Linked DNA regions of Homo sapiens: region 2 is linked to region 1. A link is an interaction called in ENCODE POLR2A ChIA-PET data of the cell type or tissue named here. Cell type or tissue: A673. All regions are shown on one strand. Each heading gives the region's core, and the rest is flanking DNA. Links, peaks and the distances in the headings are about the cores only.

The links. ChIA-PET counts read pairs that join two places held together with the same protein. Peaks named below come from ENCODE experiments on the same cell type or tissue, not always from the same donor. Only the 100,000 strongest peaks of a DNase experiment are listed, where the experiment ranks them.
Region 2: POLR2A ChIA-PET joins it to region 1 with 6 read pairs; 1 of 35 experiments calls an interaction of 5 or more read pairs at or near these places.

The regions. Positions count from the first base shown.
Region 1 is chr13:108,222,116-108,232,815 of GRCh38, forward strand. It overlaps ABHD13 (abhydrolase domain containing 13), which reads left to right. Exons shown (of 2, transcript NM_032859.3): 2 at 7,084-10,700. The coding sequence starts at 7,104. The coding sequence ends at 8,117. Among named protein-coding and RNA genes, the nearest start is that of ABHD13, 9.1 kb to the left of the region's middle. In A673, for the core only: a CTCF peak has its summit at 5,738 (motif pointing right); a DNase peak (open chromatin) is centred at 5,736.
Region 2 is chr13:108,931,773-108,939,772 of GRCh38, forward strand. All of the region lies in intron 16 of MYO16 (myosin XVI), which reads left to right. Among named protein-coding and RNA genes, the nearest start is that of MYO16-AS2, 170 kb to the right of the region's middle. In A673, for the core only: no CTCF peak of the experiment used is centred there; a DNase peak (open chromatin) is centred at 4,469; H3K27ac peaks cover 2,736 bases.

The DNA of each region.
Region 1 (10,700 bases), core at 1,015-9,014:
ACGCATGAGCCACCATGCCTGGCCCAATGTACACTTTTTAATTAAAAATAATTAGAATAACTAGAATTTAATTTGTAGGGCAGTTCTGACCTTCATTAAAATACAATTTTTATTGTAAAATGTTATCTATGATACAATAGATTTGTCTAATTTATTCTCCTACTAACCTTACGGCAATAATTACAATGTATTTACTCCTATACTTTTGAGTTTCAGTTCTTGATATATATAAGTTTTTATTTATTTTTAGTTTTTGGAGAAAATATTACTGGGTAAAAACCTTAAATATATTTATATATGTTATAATGCAGAAAGGATTTAAAAAAATGTAATATATCTTTCTTAATTTGAAGAAGGCAAGTCTCTGGGGCATAAGGCAATACAGTTATATGGTTAAATAGTATGGAACCGTGGTTCTCAAGCTTTTTGGTCTCAGACCGTTTACATTTTAGAAATGTAAAGATCCCAAAGATTTTTTTGTATGTATGTGGATTATATAGATATTTATTGTGTTAGAAATTAAAACTGGAAGTTTATAAAGTGTATAAATTAAAATTGGAAAACTGGAAGTTTATAAAGTGTATAAATTAAAATTGGAAAACTGGAAGTTTTAATTCATTTAAAAATAGCAGTAGTAAGTTCATTACATACTCACATAAATAAAATTTTATATAAAACAATTGTAATTACAAAAAATAGAGGTGTGGGATTATATTTTTGTAATTATCTTTAATGTCTGCCTCATAGAAGACAGGCAGATTATTAGGCTCTTAAAGTGAAACATGAAGAAAGTCAGGCTCACACAAATTTGTAGTTGTAAAGGGAAGAGTATTGTAGTAGAGAATTGTGGGTACTCGTTGGTACGACTCCATCACCCAACAGGAGGCACTTCCTTAAAGGTCAGTTATATTGTGCCATCTGAAACCTACATCAGAGAAATTGTTGTCTCTTGTTACATCAAAATCTGTTGGTTTGTAGTGAATTTTTTACTCACGTTTGCTTGATTTTGTGACACCATTCATTGGTCATTTGGAATATATTGGTTTATGGAGTTATGCAGATTTTTCCAAATGGTGACATGTTTAATATTAATAGATTACCACAGTGCCATCAAAAAGGTCCCTTAAGTGTCTAGGAGCTATTGGCAACCTCATTCATTTTCTAGTAAATATCTGCCAAACCTCTAAGTCTGAACAACCATAGTTTGTCAGTTGTCTTTTTAAATAAAAATGTTGTTACCTGAACAAAGCAGCTAGTTCAGCTCACAATTCAAATGTATTTCAATACATAGCACAAAATGCTTTATGTGCACTTCCAGTGTTGTCACACATTTGTCACACAATGTGTTAAAAAGATGTGTACTTGTTAGTTGAGATAAAATAATTTTTACTGCTTCTTCTTTGACATTCTTAAGTAAAACTGGATTATTCCCTCATTTACCGTGAGCTCATGGTGATAAAGAATACAGTGACTCCAACACGTGAGGCCACTACCTTGATTCTTACAAAGGCACCAGCAATTTTACCCATCATTGCTTATGCATCATTAGTGCAAGTGTCAAACAGTGAAAAAAGTAAATGATATTTTAGTATTATTATGAGCATAATACTGATCTTGTGGACCCCATTAGAGGGTCTTGGGGACCCTCAGGTTTCTGACCACCTTTTGAGAACCACTGGCATAGAAAGATCTCAGATTTAATAGAGCCCTCAAAGTTCATCCAGTTTAACAGCTCTAAATTCCTCTATGCTATCCTTGCCAAGTATTTATTTAGATTATGCTGAATACTTGCAGTTTCTGTGAATAATCGTGCTAAATGAATAAAAATAAGTGTCACAGACAGCTGTTTGATGGAAAGTAATAGAGATTCTTAATCCTGGAGTTATGTTTTGTCCTGCTTTTAAAACATTGCATAAGTTTCCACTTGGTTTCTCTAAGTAATCAACCTTGATGAAATCCAGAGACTACTAAAATTATGTTGTGAAGGAAAGATACAGCTAAGGTTTTGATTTTCCTTTGCTATATGTAATGACAATTGTCATCTTTCTTTGATTTTTCTTTGTCTGCTCTATAATTAAATGAACTTACGTTAGGTATGTAGTTATTTATATCCATATCTGTCTCCCGAGTACCTCAAGAGTTGCTTGAACGTTACTGAGTAGATCACAAGCTACTTGAGAGCAAGGACTGTATAGTATACTAGGATGCATTGGAATCTGATGACCATCTCTTACGGAAGAGGCTGGGAAATCAACTGTAGGCCTGCTTCAGTGGTCCACGCTGGGTTTCACAGCTCCCCTGGGAGCCTGCAGTGATATTCTGAGGACTCATACCATTCGTAGTGGGCATGACTTCAATATTGATCTCTTTTTCTAAAGCATCAGTTTATAAAATAGTTATTTAAATGAAATATTTTTCCTTAAAAATGGAACCATTCGTGATCCTATATGAACACAGGAGATGATTAGTAGACATCAGAGAAGCATGGCCATCACTCATGCCCTTAGCTGACTTACCATCCAGCTAACACTGTTAGCCAGCAAGGTGGTCTGAGAGCTTTACAGTTCTAGACGGCTCTTATTTTTAGTCTCAAATTGTTTATTGTATACCCGTCATGGACTTAAATTTAGAGACAGTAAGTAGGGAGCACTAGAGGTGACTACAACCAGCCAATTAGGACCATAAATCCTCAAGATGAGCACCATATATTAAATTGCATCAGATGATCAAACTACTTATGTAGTATAGCAGGATGTCACTAATACTGCAAAACCATTCTTGTAAAAGGAAAACAATCATATCTAATTTATACAGTACATGATAATAAAGATTAGTTATGCTTTCAGTAGATTATTTTTTGAGACACACTCACTAATATCAATGTGACACCTCAAACCACTTCATTTAGAAAGCACAAAAGTTGTTTCTAAGGTTGATTTTTTTTTCATTCAAATACAAGACTGGTACAGGTTATAATAAACTGTAATACTTAAATCTTAGCTACATATCCTGGGTTTTTAAAAAATGTATTTGTTTACACATCATGCTTTTTTTGTGTATAATTAGCATAAAGTCTGCAAAACGTTGGGAAGGGAGCAGGATGTGTTTAGTTTTGGATAAGTTTGAAATATCAGTGAAGCATCAGGTACGTGAGGAACAGGTAAATTGAGATTGTAGATGAAGAGTAGACTTGTAGATTGGGAATAATTCATACACAGGTGTGATAATTGGAGCCATGAAAAGGAATGAAATCACTGAGGGAAAGAACATAGTATCCTAAATGAGTGGAGAAGACCTTGGAAAATGCCTGCTTTTCGGGGTATAGGGCAGAGAGAAACAGCAATTTGAGTGTAGAGGAGAAGCCAATAGCAGATGACACTTTGGGGGTCTGGTGTTGCAGTGTGGATTGAGAAAAATCCACTAGATTTATTTTAAAGTGAAGTTTACATTGTATGAGAGATCATTATGAGAAGTCAGTCAGCAAGTTCTCAGATAGTAAATGGTTAAGGAGTTACTGGCGGTGGTTAAAACCACAGATTGGTGGGTTTTAGAAATGTCTGACATGTAATACCAGATCTGATAACATAGCAAACAGAAAATTGAGAAATGGGACTGTCAGGTATTCATTTAAGATGTAGACATAAGGTTAAAAATACATACAATAATGATGTAAAAGAAGACTGGAAGATGAGAAGTTATTGATTATCTACATTTCTATATTCTACATGGAACAGGTCTAATTGGCTCTCCTACTCAGCAGCCCTTCTAGTTGGTATAAGTTTGAGTGTATTAAATGCATCCTTTTTCCTGATTTTTATGATGCCAAGATGTTATCAGCAAATGGATTTCACATGCAGAAGAACCCAACAAATAATACATCTCCTCTGAAGACACGTTTTATAGGTGTTTTACCACATGGGACATACTTGATTGCTTCACTCATTCTTCATGACTAGTAGCAGTGGTCTTGGGGTCAATTGGACATTGATACTCACAAGACCCAGTATACCATAGTGGACCGTACTGTGCATCAGCCTTTCTGCTTTTTTGAAAACCCAACATGTCAGTGTTAGGTATATTGTTCCAGATGATAGCTCAGGTCTAGTGGAAAATGACACAAGGGTGGGAGTGAGCACCACCCTGGCTTAGCTGCTTCATGCTCCACAGGAAACAGTGTCTTTTTGTGACAGCATGTGAGTATAGCATCCAGGACTAAGCAAATGACAAGCCAATTACAGGTCGTATTCAATTCAGAAAAGCCCCTGTTTATACTTCCCACTGGGCATGTTTAGCCCTGCTCACTGTCCTCTCAGTCCAGATGTAGCTCATCAGTAGGAGCCATTTTTACTACACTGTTGCTTAGAAACACAGCTGATATCCCACCTTTATCAGGTTTCCAGGGAAACAGTGCAGGAAGGTTAAGGAGAGGTCATTTTTTATCTGAAGAGGGAGAAAGGTTTTGTTAACCGTTTACTCACACTAATTTATTGACAAAATCAATAGAAAACATAATGCTGGCTGTAGGATCCATGCAGTCGACTTTATTAGAGGCAGTGTTTGTTTCTATTGACTGTCATAACATCTGGGTATGAAGTTGTTTTTACATCTCAGCAGATGGTGCATGGTAATTATGCTTTGCTGATACTTTCAGCAAATTCAGTAAATTAAAAATCCTTCCTGATATTGTTCACTTGTCCTGGTTCCTTTAAGATCACCTTTGAGATGGAAATATATATCATACAGACTAGGGAACAGAGATTATTAGCAAGTGGGGTTAGGTAAAAATAAGGCAATCCGTGAGTGGAGTTCTTACTCTAAACCAGCAATATAAGAATATGTTAAGGAGAAAACACACCCATACCCACGCACTCCGCCACCCCAGAGCAATTTTTATTAACCTGTTCTTAAAAATGACTTCCATTTGATATTACTCAAGATGAATGGACTTTTATTCCGACTTCCATAGTGCAACAACTGATTGTGAGATTATGATTGTTTATCACAAAACAGTTTAGTTAATGTGACTTTTCAGGAATGTTTTGTGGAAAACGGTAAGTTTATCCCTTATTATTCCTAGCCAGTAATAGACCCAAACAAATACGCCCATTTTTCTGATGTTGTTTTAAACATATATGCCCACTGCTCAGAATACTTTTTTTAAAATAAATTGAATAATTCGTATATGTAATTAGATTATTTTAAAAATGTTTTAGTCGTAAGTATATATAAAGTGCTGTACTAGATATTAGAGATGCAATAGTGAAAAAGAGATATACAATTCCTAGTCTTATAAATTTTAATTCAGTATTTGCTAAAATTAGATGTTAGAGGCTACTAAAACGAAAATAACTTTTCAAAGTTCATTAGTTGAAAATTTAACTATGTAAATTGATATAAATGTAAATATAAGATTCAAATTTTAAAATATGCCTTATTCGTGTATTTGGAGCTATTTTATCTGGTTTTATATAATTTTTTAAGTAAGAACTAATTTGAGCAGAACACAGTAAGAAAGTAGTAGAGCCAGAAATACCAGTCACAAAAGCAAATAAAGTTAACATGTCTGTAACATTTATGAATGATCTCATTATTAATCTTACTTGATACTAATGACCAGCCTCATAGGTAAGCATTTTAAAAACTCATTCTACTGAAAAGGCAATTGAGACTGGAAATAAGTGATAAATAGTTATTCAGGGAGGATGTGATACTGTAATAAAACTTGCTACCACTGGGTGGCAGTGTTGATTTCTGGGAAATCAGAAAAATGTTGGTTTATGCTCAAAAAGGTTCAGTTCATTTGAATAATAATTCAAATGTAAAAGTCTATGTTTAGTGAAATAATAGAAAAAAATCAAATTTGTTAAATCATCCAACTCATTATTTGTATAATCAATCTATAACCTCTTTATAGCAGTTTGGTCAGTGGGAAAGAAGGAAATGTAGTATTTTTAAAAGTTCAGTAAATAAGCATAAGTAGACGAATAGTACATAAGAAAATTTGTAACATATCTCAATTCTTTTGCCTTTTTAAGACAACATGTATAAACCTTTTGATAACAAAAAATTCTCTTTTAATAGTTTTTACTTTCTTTATATCAGTTAACATATTTTAGTAATCTTTTTAAGAATTGTTCTCCAGTGAGTCATTTTACTTTATTTATCTCTGTTTCTCAGAGGATTTCTGTGTATTTGTTTCACACTGAACCCTCAAGTATTTATTGCCTTATCAATACATTTTAGCAATCTATTGACCCCAGGACGTGAAACTTCATTAAAGAGTATATAAAAGATACTGCCGATCTCATGACACTAGCAATATGATATTTATTTTTAATTACATATGAAAGATAAATCATTAATAATTTTCTTAAAACTAATACAATATTAGAATCTAGTGTTTAAGCAAATTATTTAAGTTTAGTATTAAAACTTCGAGGTAGAGGGGGGATACTTTTATTCTTTCTTTCCCTAGTTGTTTTTTTTTGTTTTATTTTGTTTTGCCCAACTCCTTACCCTAGTTTCTTTAGTTTTTGCTACCGTATGTGAAAAAAATTGACAAAGTATATTAGATTGGTCTTGCTATGTTGGAATTTCTGAACTGCCTTTTCAGTACAGTTTGCCCTGGACATACGTAACCTAACAGCAGATGTACCACAATCTCTAGAATCATGCTTGTTTGCCTCCCAGCTCTTCTACATTGAGAAGCAGATGATAGCCAGTCTACTTATGCCCCTGAGCTTCTGTTTTCTCATTAAAAAAAAAAAATGACACTATCGCATCAACTTTTTTTGGGTCAAATCCGTGAGAACACGTATATGAAGAATAAGCACTTGTTAAAAATGAGTTAATTTGAAGAATATTAGTGTTTCCTAAATATGACAGTGGAGGGATATGGTAGAAAGGAAACTGTTGAGAACAGAAAGGACAAGGGAAATTATAGCAGCTACTTTTGTGGATGGACTGTACCTATTACCATATTTAACAATTACATGTGGCCTAGTACCATAGTTTATTATATTGTGGATTTTTAAAAGAATAGATAGACGTTGAATTATTGATATTCTCCCTCTCTCTCTCTAGGATACTTACAGAGAGCTACAATGGAAAAGTCCTGGATGCTGTGGAACTTTGTTGAAAGATGGCTAATAGCCTTGGCTTCATGGTCTTGGGCTCTCTGCCGTATTTCTCTTTTACCTTTAATAGTGACTTTTCATCTGTATGGAGGCATTATCTTACTTTTGTTAATATTCATATCAATAGCAGGTATTCTGTATAAATTCCAGGATGTATTGCTTTATTTTCCAGAACAGCCATCCTCTTCACGTCTTTATGTTCCCATGCCCACTGGCATTCCACATGAAAACATTTTCATCAGAACCAAAGATGGAATACGTCTGAATCTTATTTTGATACGATACACTGGAGACAATTCACCCTATTCCCCAACTATAATTTATTTTCATGGGAATGCAGGCAACATAGGTCACAGGTTGCCAAATGCATTACTTATGTTGGTTAACCTCAAAGTTAACCTTTTGCTGGTTGATTATCGAGGATATGGAAAAAGTGAAGGAGAAGCAAGTGAAGAAGGACTCTACTTAGATTCTGAAGCTGTGTTAGACTACGTGATGACTAGACCTGACCTTGATAAAACAAAAATTTTTCTTTTTGGCCGTTCCTTGGGTGGAGCAGTGGCTATTCATTTGGCTTCTGAAAATTCACATAGGATTTCAGCCATTATGGTGGAGAACACATTTTTAAGCATACCACATATGGCCAGCACTTTATTTTCATTCTTTCCGATGCGTTACCTTCCTTTATGGTGCTACAAAAATAAATTTTTGTCCTACAGAAAAATCTCTCAGTGTAGAATGCCTTCACTTTTCATCTCTGGACTCTCAGATCAATTAATTCCACCAGTAATGATGAAACAACTTTATGAACTCTCCCCATCTCGGACTAAGAGATTAGCCATTTTTCCAGATGGGACTCACAATGACACATGGCAGTGCCAAGGCTATTTCACTGCACTTGAACAGTTCATCAAAGAAGTCGTAAAGAGCCATTCTCCTGAAGAAATGGCAAAAACTTCATCTAATGTAACAATTATATAATGTTTCCCTTTTTGATTATTGCATTGTATTTTAATTTGTGCAGAATGATAAAGAATGTTCCTTTTAGAAGTGTGTTATGTCTGTACCTGTCTGAAGAGTGACATTAAACTTTGAAAGGACTTCACTGCTCCTTTACGATATTCCAAATAGTTTTTTACATTGGAAAAACTAATTCTTGGGATTCTTTCATACATTTTCATCAAAACTTTCAGTGTGATTATGTATTCATATCTTCAGTTTAATATGTCAGTATAATAGATATTGTTCAAAAGTTTCTTGTTGCTAAAGTGGTGTAATCTGTTACACAGATGAATAGCTAGATGTGGAAAGAGATATGTAAACAAGAAACCTTTGGGTATTGTTTCTTAAGTAAATATTGGGACAATCATGGTAAGCAAACTTAGTTCTGTAACTGCATTTTTCACCTTAAAAGTTAAATGAAATGCATGATGGTATTTTATTCCTTGAATTATGCAATGCAACATTTTACATGTAAATAGCACTGGTCATATACTGATGTATATGGTTATCTGGGTTATATCTATTTTTATGTAAACTCTATTTTGTTTTTGGCAAGAAGTGAAATTGAGACTTATGTGCAGGTTGCCATTGAATTTTGCTCTGGTGAATGCTGAGATCCAGCTTTTTCTTACAAATAAATGGGACCCTGTTTTCCAATACAAATGTACCGTGTTTTTGTTAGGTACAGTCTGGATCATGGCATGTAGAAATAGAAATTTAGAATTTTACTGCAGCTTTGATGTGCATATTTGAACTTTTTAACATTTGTAACTTTGGTGGCAAAGAGAATTTTAGCTTCTATCGATTTTGTAAGTCTTCAGCTGAACCACTAATAGCAGTCATAGTGAAGATTAGCACTACTTAGAATTAAATTAGGAAGTCTTTTATCATTGCAGGATTGTACATACTACTTTATAAAAATTCTCACCTTTGATTTTAAATCCCAGTACCTAGTTATATCTAACCTATCAAAGGCAAGATATCATTTATTGGACTTCTTGAAAATAAAAGTTACAAAATCCAACAACAACAACAACAAAACAATGTTCTTGGTTTTAATGTTCCAGTTGCTGTGAAATAGAACTCCTACAATCAAAAGACAGTTTTAGGAAGTCTTATTTATTGATTTTAAAAGTTTTACATGTAGGAGTGTGGGAATGAAGGAATTCTGGAGCTTTTTGACACAAAACCTATTACCACATTTAGCAGTTAAATGGCTATAGGTGGGAAGTAGGATTTAGATGTATAGAAAAGTAAGAAAATCTTACTTAGAAAAAAGCCCCTTGAAACTTGCAGGATTTACTTAATAAAAATACACGCTATGAGTCATAATTGTGCCAAGTTGTTTCATGCAGTCCTCAAAAATTAGATGTAATTGAGCTTTGTGTAATATTATGTCAGCTTTAACATATAATATTTTGAATATTTTAGCTATATTTAGTGGCTTTCTGCAAGCAACTAGAACAGAGAAGTAATGGGTCAATAATCTTGACCTTAATTTAAAACTTTCAATGGAGATAGGGCTAGAAATACTTTTGCCAAATAGCATTCTTATTCACTTTATGCCGGTATTTAGAAAAAATAAATTATAGCAAGTATGATTTCTAAGAATGTTTTTCTATAAATTACTAATTGTAAAAAGTCTTGCTTTTTAAAACAAGTTGGTAATGCATATCATGGAAGGCATATTTTGTATGTATAAATTCACCACAATTAAAGATTATTCTTGTCAGTCCTTGCTATGTAGAATGACTATTCTAAATATTAATGTATTAAAAAGAAAATACAACAAAATGTATATTTAGACACGAGCTTACATGGCATACCTTATATTTGTATCATTCTTTAAAGTTTACAAAAAAAAACCTTATGTTTTTATGTAATCAGTCATTACACTAGGGAGAAATTTATCAGCTTTAGTTCTAAATATGCTCATGAGGTATAAAAGCTATTTCTTCATCAGTATTTTGCTTTTATGCTGCTTTTTCTTTTTGATACTCCAGGTTTATAAACTATCTTTTAAAATTTTAAGCCAGGACTTCAAAAATTGTAGAGTACTTGTTTGGCGTTCCCTACCTTCATTCTCTTAGGGTTAAGGAGCCTTTCTTTCTGCAGCTAAGGGCAGAGGCTGTGCCTAGGGCTATACCACCACTAGCATCTGTATTTGAGACTGTTTCCTTAGATGGGTAAGAGGTGGAAAACAAACTTAGTATCAGGGGTCCATGAAGCCCATGGCATCATTTTTGAAAATATTTCTAGTTTTGTAGCCAAAGCAATTGGTTTTAGTAAAATGAGACTTCTTCAGGAGTCACTCCTTTACTGTGGACCCATTGCTTAGTGGGAATGGAAGTATATGTATCTATCTTGTGTATTAACTTCTGACTTATTTATACAAGAGCAGCTATAGGAGTTTACAAAAGAACTTTAAGTTATTAAGTTACTATAAATTTGGGGATCCTAGAGTGATCTTAAATATGGCAAGATACAGCTCATTTAGAATAAAATCTCACATCCATTATTTTAAAGGGAATGATTGGGGGGAAAAACTGGTGAAAAAGAAAT
Region 2 (8,000 bases), core at 1-8,000, 710 kb after region 1:
TACCACAGGAACCCCAGATATTAGTTTTTAAAAATTAATCCTGCTTAAGGCTTCTTCTGATTTGCAAATCATCTGATGCATTTACTTTACCAGTTCGAAAAATTGTTGGCCATGATCCTTGTGAATGTTCCCCCTTCTTCATTTTTTTCTTCCTTTCTTTTGAGATTCCTTTTAGAAACATGCTGTCCTTTCTGATTCTCTCTGCTCCTCTAATTTCTGTTTTACATTTTCCATTTCTGTATCACTCTGTGCTTCATTCCGGATAATTTCTGCAGTGCTTTCTTACACTTCATTCCTTTGTGAACGGTGATTAATGTGAAGTTTAACTCATGCATTGCATTTTAATTTCAATGACTTTTGTTCACTTCTAAGAGTTCCACTTTGTTCTTTTTCAAATCTGTCTTTTTCTCAAATACTGTTTCTTGTTCTTTTCTCATATTTCTAGTTCTTTTTATATCCATAGTTGTTTTGTTAAAACCTGCTTATTACATAATCTATAAGCAATCATCGTATATGTGAAGTAATTGAGCTTCTCCTACTGCTGCTTATTCTGCCTGCCGATGGTTGCTCAGTGAGATTATTTCTCCATGTTTTGTGGTTTGGGGTGTGACTTGGTATTCCTCATTGGCTTGGCTGAGAAGGTCTTGTGTGGCCTAGGTCAAGGGTTAGCTCTCTAGAGATTGCTTTGGCATTGGTCAAGGCCTCCGGAGTGTTACCAACCAAGGACTATTTTTATGTTAATTCCATAAATACATTCATTAAATTCCTTCATTAAAATGATCAGGTGACGTGTGCAGTCTATGTTGAAACCTCTCAAACCAAGAGAGGGCTGGCTGTGGCCATGATTTCTCCAGGGATAGACATTTATTTTCCCACCCAGTATCTACCCAAGATAAGTTTCCTTGTTGTCTGGCTGTGCATCTGTGGGCAGAGATTTCATGGTATACCTTCCCACTGAGATAGTGACTTTTTGATCGTCAGGCTTACATAGTTTCTAGGGCCAATAATGTGCCCCCTTTCCGCACTGGTCCTTTGAAGCAGAACCTCTTGATTAATAAAATAAGCCAAAGTTCCCACAGACACTGAGAATCAGGTGGCAGTCTGTGGGGGGCCCATGGACTGTCCCTTACTTCCTGAGATGTCAGCTCTCCTTTTGAGCTGACAATATCTACCCCATGATGAATTCCACGGTAGAGATACCCTTGGAGGATGTTGGCATTCAGAAGGTGGAGGATGTGCCTGCGAACGACAGAGAAAGGCATCAGGGGGAGCTACAAATAACAGAAGGTCCTCATGATGAATTTTCAGAATGAGAATGTTCTCTTGGTGGAGCAGGAAAATCCAAGCAAAAGAAAGAGTATACCAAGGCATTCCTTCTGTCTTTCATTCACTAACTGTGTGTGGCAAGATGCATGGAGTGCATTGCTATTGGAGGACAGAAGACTTCTGGGAATTGGTAGGAGATTAACTTCAATGAGAATAGACAGAGATAGAAATAAAGAATTGTTATGCAGACAGGAATGCCTGAGAGCATGCTTTCAGCTGATCTGATCCACATGGTCTCAGAAGTGGACTAAACAAGTTGTTCTTTCCTAATAATATATTTCCTACTTGAAGAAATGAAGAAGCTCTTTGTTTCTCTTCATTGTAAGTCCAGAGTATACAGTGGACTTAGGTTATTTTAAGATATATTAGATATCGATAATGTAAGATCGATTATTTGGATGTGTGTGTGTGTGTGTGTGTATGTGTGTGTGTATGAGATTAAAAGCATCCCTGCAATAACCCCAGGAAATAGATCTTACTAAATTTTATTTTATTTTTATTTTTCAACTTTTGTTTTAGATTTGTGGAGTACCTGTGCAGGTTTTTTTATCTGAGTATATTATGTGATGCTGAGGTTTGTGGTACGAATGATCCCTTTACCCAGGTACTGAGCATAGTACGCAACAGTTATTTTTTCAGCTCTTTCCCCTATACCTTCCTCCCACCTCTGGTAGTCCCTAGTGTCTACCATTGCCATTTTTATTTCCATGAGCCCAGTGTTCAGTTCCCTCTTATAAGTAACAATGTGTGATATTTGCTTTTCTGTTTCTGACTTATTTCACTTAGGATAATGTCCTCCAGCTACATTCATGTTGCTGCAAAGGCCATGATTTCATTCTTTTTTATGGCTGTGTAGTATTCCATGGTGTATATGTACCACATTTTCTTTATTGAACTCACTGTTGATGGGCACCTAGGTTGATTTCAGGTCTTTGCTATTGAGAATAATGCTGCAAAGAACATGTGAGTGCATGTGCCTTTTTGGTAGAATGATTTCTTTTCCTTTGGATAACAAAGGAAATGGTGTTATCAGTGGTGAATGGTGTTCTGAGTTTCTTGAGAACTCTCCAAACTGCTTTCCACAGTGGCTGAACTAATTTATATTCCCACCAACAGTGTATAAGCAAGCCCTTTTCTCCTCATCCTCACCAATGTCTATTGTTTTTTGACTTTTTAATAATAGCCATTCTGATTGGTATGAAATGGTAGCTAATTGAGATTTTCATTTACATTTCTCTGATGATTAATGATGAAAAGCATTTTTTCTTATGATTGTTGGCTGCTTGGGTGTCATCGTTTGTGAAGTGTCCGTTGATGTCTTTTGCTCATTTTTCACAGGGGTTATTTGTTTTTTGCTTGTTCAATTGTTTAAGTTCCTTATAGATTCTGAATATTAGACTTTTGTCAAATGCATAGTTTGTAAATATATTCTTCCATTCTGTAGGTTGCCTGTTTACTCTGTTGATAGTTTTTTTCGTTGTTCAGAAGCTCTTTAGTTTAATAGGTCTCTCTCACTTGTCAATTTTTGTTTTTGTTGCAGTTGCTTTTGAGGATTTAATCATAAATTCTATCTCAAGGTCCATGCCCAGAATGGCATTTCCTAGGTTTTCATCTAGGATTCTTATTGCTGCAGGTATTACATTTATGAATTACCAGGTATTATAAAATGAATCTTTAATTCATTTTCAGTTAATTTTTATATATGGTGAAAGATAGGGGTCCATTGTAATTTTTCTGAATATGGCTAGATAGCTATCCCCACACTATTTATTGAATTGGGAGTCCTTTCTCCATTGTTTACTTTTGCTGACTTTGTTGAGATTAGATGACGGTGGTTAAGTGGCTATATTTCTGGGCTCTCTATTCTGTTCCATTGGTCTATGTGTCTGTTTTTGTACCAGTACCATCATGTTTGGGTTACTCTAGCCTTAGAGTATAGTATGAACTTGGGTAATGTGATGCTTCTGGCTTTGTTCTTTTTGTTAGCATTGCTTTGGCTATTCGTGCTCTTTTTTTGTTTCATATGAATTTTAAACAGTTTTTTCCAATTCTGTAAAAAGTGACATTGGTCGTTTAATAGGAATAGAATTGAATCTGTTGGTTGTTTGGGGCAGTATGGTCATATTAGTGATATTGATTCTTCTAATCCATGAGCATGGAATGTTTTCCCATTTGTTTGTGTCATCTGTAATTCCTTTTAGCAGTGTTTTGTAGTTACCCTTGGAGAGATCTTTCACCTCCTTGGTTATACATATTCCTAGGTATTTGCATGTGGCATTTGTAAAAGGGATTGCACTCTTGATTTGGCTCTCCGCTTGAACATTATTGGTGTATAGAAATGCTACAGATTTTTCTACATAACTTTCATATCCTGAAACTTTGCTAAAGTCTATCATTTATCAGCTTCAGGAGCCTTTTGGTGGAGTCTTCAGGGTTTTCAAGGCATAGAATCAAATTGTCAATAAAGAGAGATAGTTTGACTTCTTCTTTTCCAACTTGAATGCCTTTTCTTTCTCTTCCCTGATTTCTCTGGCTATGACTTCTGGTACTATGAAGTCCTAGTGAATAGAAGTGTTGAGAGTCGGCATCATTGGCTTGTTCCAGTTCTCAACAGGAATGCTTCCAACTTTTGCCTGTTCAGTACGATGTTGGCTGTAGGTTTATCATAGATGGCTCTTATTATTTTGAAGTGTATTCCTTTGATGCCTAGTTTCTTGAGGGTTTTTTTTTTTATCATGAAGGGATGTTGGATTTTATCAGAAACTTTTTTTCACATCTATTGAGATGATTATGTAATTTTTGTTTTTAATTCTGTTTATGTGGTGAGCCACATTTATTGATTTGTGTATATTGAACCAAATTTTCATCCCAGGAATGAAGCTTATTTGATCATGGTGACTTAACTTTTTGATGTACTATTGAATTTGTTTTGCTAGTATTTCGTTGAGATTTTTGTGTCTATGTTCATCAGGGATATTGGCTATAGTTTCCTTCCTTCCTTCCTTCCTTCCTTCCTTCCTTCCTTCCTTCCTTCCTTCCTTCCTTCCTTCTTTCCTTCCTTTCTCTCTCTTTCTCTTTCTTTCTTTCTAAAATTCTGTCTTTGCCAGCTTTTGTTATCAGGGTGCTGCTGACTTTGTAGAATGAATTAGAAAGAAGTCCTTCCTCACCAATTTTTTCTATAGTTTCATTAGAATTGATACCAGCTCTTCTTTGTATTTTGTATGGTAAAAATTTGCTGTGAATCAGTCTGGTCCAGAGCTTTTTTTGGTTGGTAGGTTTTTTATTATAGATTTAATTTCAGAAGTTGGTATTGGTCTGTTCAGTGTTTCAGTTTCTCCCTGATTCAATGTTGGGTGATTCTATGTTTCCAAGAATTTTTCTATTTCCTTTAGATTTTCTAGTTTGTGCACATAGAGCTATTTATAACAGTCTGTGAGGATCATTTGTATTTCTGTAGGAGTGGTTATAATGCCTTCTTTGTCCTTTTTTTACTGTTACTGATTTAAAATATATTTTATCTAATATAAGAATAGTGATCCCTGCTTTTTGTTTTGTTTTGCTTTATTTTCCATTTGCCTGGTAGATCTTTCTCCCACCCTTTACTTTGATTCTATAGCTGTTGTTACATGTGAGGTGGATCTCTTAAAGACAGTAGTTGGATGGGTCTTCTGTTTTTATACAACTTGCCACTCTGTGCCTTTTAAATTCTTACATTTAAGAGTGTAAATTGTGTTTAGACTATTTACATTCAAGGTTAATATTGATATGTGAGGTTTTAATCCTGTCATGAAGCTGTTAGCTCTATGCTTTGCCATTTCTATTGTGTTCTTGCTTTATAGTGTCTGTGTACTATGTACTTAAGTGTGTTTTTTTGGTATCAGGTATTGTTCTTTTGTCTGCATGTTTAGAACTCCCTTAAGGGTCTCTTATAAGGCTGGCCTATGTGTAATGAATTCCCTTAATGCTTGCTTGCCTGGAAAATATTTTATTTCCCCTTTGCTAATGAAGCTTAATTGAGCAGGATACGAAATTTTTGGTTGGAATTTCTTTTCTTTAAAAATACTGAAAACAGACCCCCAATTTTTCCTGGCTTGTAAAGTTTCTGCTGAGAAGTCTGCCATTAGCCTGATGGGGTTCCCCCTTTGTATATGATCTGCTTTTCTCTCTCTCTCTCTCTCTCTAGCTGGCTTTCAGATTTTTTTTTCTTTAGTATTGATTTTGGTTAGTCTGGTAACTATATACCTCGGTGTTGTTCATTTTATATAATATCTCACAGGTTTTCTCTAGATTTCTTGTATCTGGATGTCCACCTCTCTAGCCAAATTAAGGAATTTTTCTTGAATTATTCCTTCAAATATATTTTTCGACTTGTTTACTTTATATTCTTTTCTTTCAGAAATGCCAGTAATTCATAGGTTTGGTTGGTTTACATAATCCCATATTTCTCAAAGGCGTTGCTCATTTTTTAAAATTCTTTTTTAATTTTTGCCAGCTGTGTTAGCTCAAAAGACTGGCTTTCAAGCTCTGAAATTATTCTGCTTGCTTCAATCTATTGATAAAGCTTTCAGTTGTATTTTGACTTTCCTTAAGTAAGCTTTTAAATTTCAGAACCTCTGATACTCTGATTGATTTTAGAATCTCTGATTGATTTCTTTAAGATGTTTATCTCTTCTTTCATTTCCTTGATTGTTTTGGAACTTTCTTTGTGTTGATTTTCAACCTTGTCTTGGATCTCAATAAGCTTCCTTGCAATCCATGCTTTGAATGCTTTACCTGTCATTTCTGACTTTCCATTTTTGTTAGGGACCATTGATGGAGAGCTAATGCAATCCTTTGGTGGTGTCACTACATTCAGATTTGTTGTGGTAGCAGAATTATTGCAGTGGTTTCTTCTGATGTGGAGAAATTGGCACTTCTAATTTTTGTAATTATTTTTATGCATGTGTTTTTTTTCTTTCTTTCCCTATAATGTTGTTGTTGTTAATTATTATTATTATTATTGTGTTTTCTTTTCCTCTCCCTTTTCCCCCTCTCTAGGGGTGTGACTGTAGAGAATGTTGGGTACAGTATTTTGGCTTTGCCTGTGTACACCTATGTACTTTTTTTTGGCAGGTTTTATGCTGAACTTTGCAGTTCATCCTATAAGCCTGTAGCTGGTGCTTATAGCTAAGAGCTGTCTGAGGCCAACATTCATATATACTTGCTTATTGTTTGCTGGCTGAATCTCTCTGTTGCCTCAGGCACTGGGCTGATCCATGGAATGCACAGTGGTCTGAGCTCACTGCTCAGCCCTGGGGGTCAGGAGCCAGGAAGGGCTGGACTGGGCAGTTCCACCCACAGGTCCCCTCTTGGCAGGCACAAACCCCAATGCTAAGGGAGAATCCAGTGGATGGCCACCAAGCGCTCAGTGCCTAGAAATGGAGCTGGGAAACCACCTAGCCCCCAAGTTCTCTGCAGAGAGATGTGGGGGTGGCCTAACCTCCTACTCCAGGAGAGTGGGTGCTCCAGATGCCTGGAGATCTGCCTGGGCATGGAGCAGAGAGGGACCCCCTGCACGAAGTTCTCTGAACAGGCATTCTCCAGGCAAGCAGGTGCTGTGAATGCCTAAAGATCAGCCTAGGCATGGAGCAGAGAGGATCTCACTGCACCACCATCTATGTTCAGGTAAGGTGCGACAGCTCAGACTGCTGAACCAGGTGAATGAGTGTTCCAAATGTCCAGAGATCTGCCTGTGCATAGAGCAGAGAGAGCCTTGCTGCACCACAATCTCAGGGGAGTAGGCTGGTGAACCCATCAATGGCACACACAGATCAGATCCAGGTCACCAGGCTGGCCATGGCTGCAAGACTCACCGCTCAGGAGAAACTTCACCTGTAGCAGCTCCCCTCTTGCCCCAGGCCTGTGGAGAGAGCACAAAGCATCTACTGCTGAGGTACTTTCACAGTTCTGGCTGTGGAGGCCTTTACCCCACTCCAGAGCAGGCTCTCCAATCTCAGGCCCAAGACTAATATGCCTGCACAGCCACAGTGCAAGGTTGTTAAAGAATGGCTGCCTTTGTAGGTGCCTGGATTAAAAACGGCATCCTGTTCCCAGTCCTGGGTCTGGGGAATGTCTGAGTTTTTCCCAGCATCTTTTTCTCAGAGCATCTTTCCAAGCCTCTCCGCCAGGTAACTCCCCGAGTTAACTTCAGGGCTTGGGAAAAACAAAGTGCTCTCCCTCTGCCAGGGTTGCTGGGGTCCCCGGGGGAAAGGGGAGTCACAGAGGGATATTTTCTGCCTCTCTCATGCACTGGGGCTTCGCTCACTTTTATTAGTCACATGCCATCATTGAGGCTGTTTGCTGGTATCCTCCTCTCCAGGATTTGGGGTGTCTTCACAATTCTGCTAGATTCCTGTTTTCCTTACTGAATTAAAATGGGGTTTTAATTGGGTTGATCCTTCTGTACTATCTTGCTATTTCCAGGTGGCTGAGGCACACTGAATGCCTCTAATGTGTCATCTTGGAAATAAAAATCTAAATTTCATTATAGCTAAATATTCTGATAGATTCTAACCACTTTTCTTCTTATTTGAGAATATTATTGGAGATAATAATAACAAAACATATTCCTAATGTCTCTAATTCAGAGTTTTAGCTATTAAACAGATTAACACATTTATCAGAGAAAAGTACAG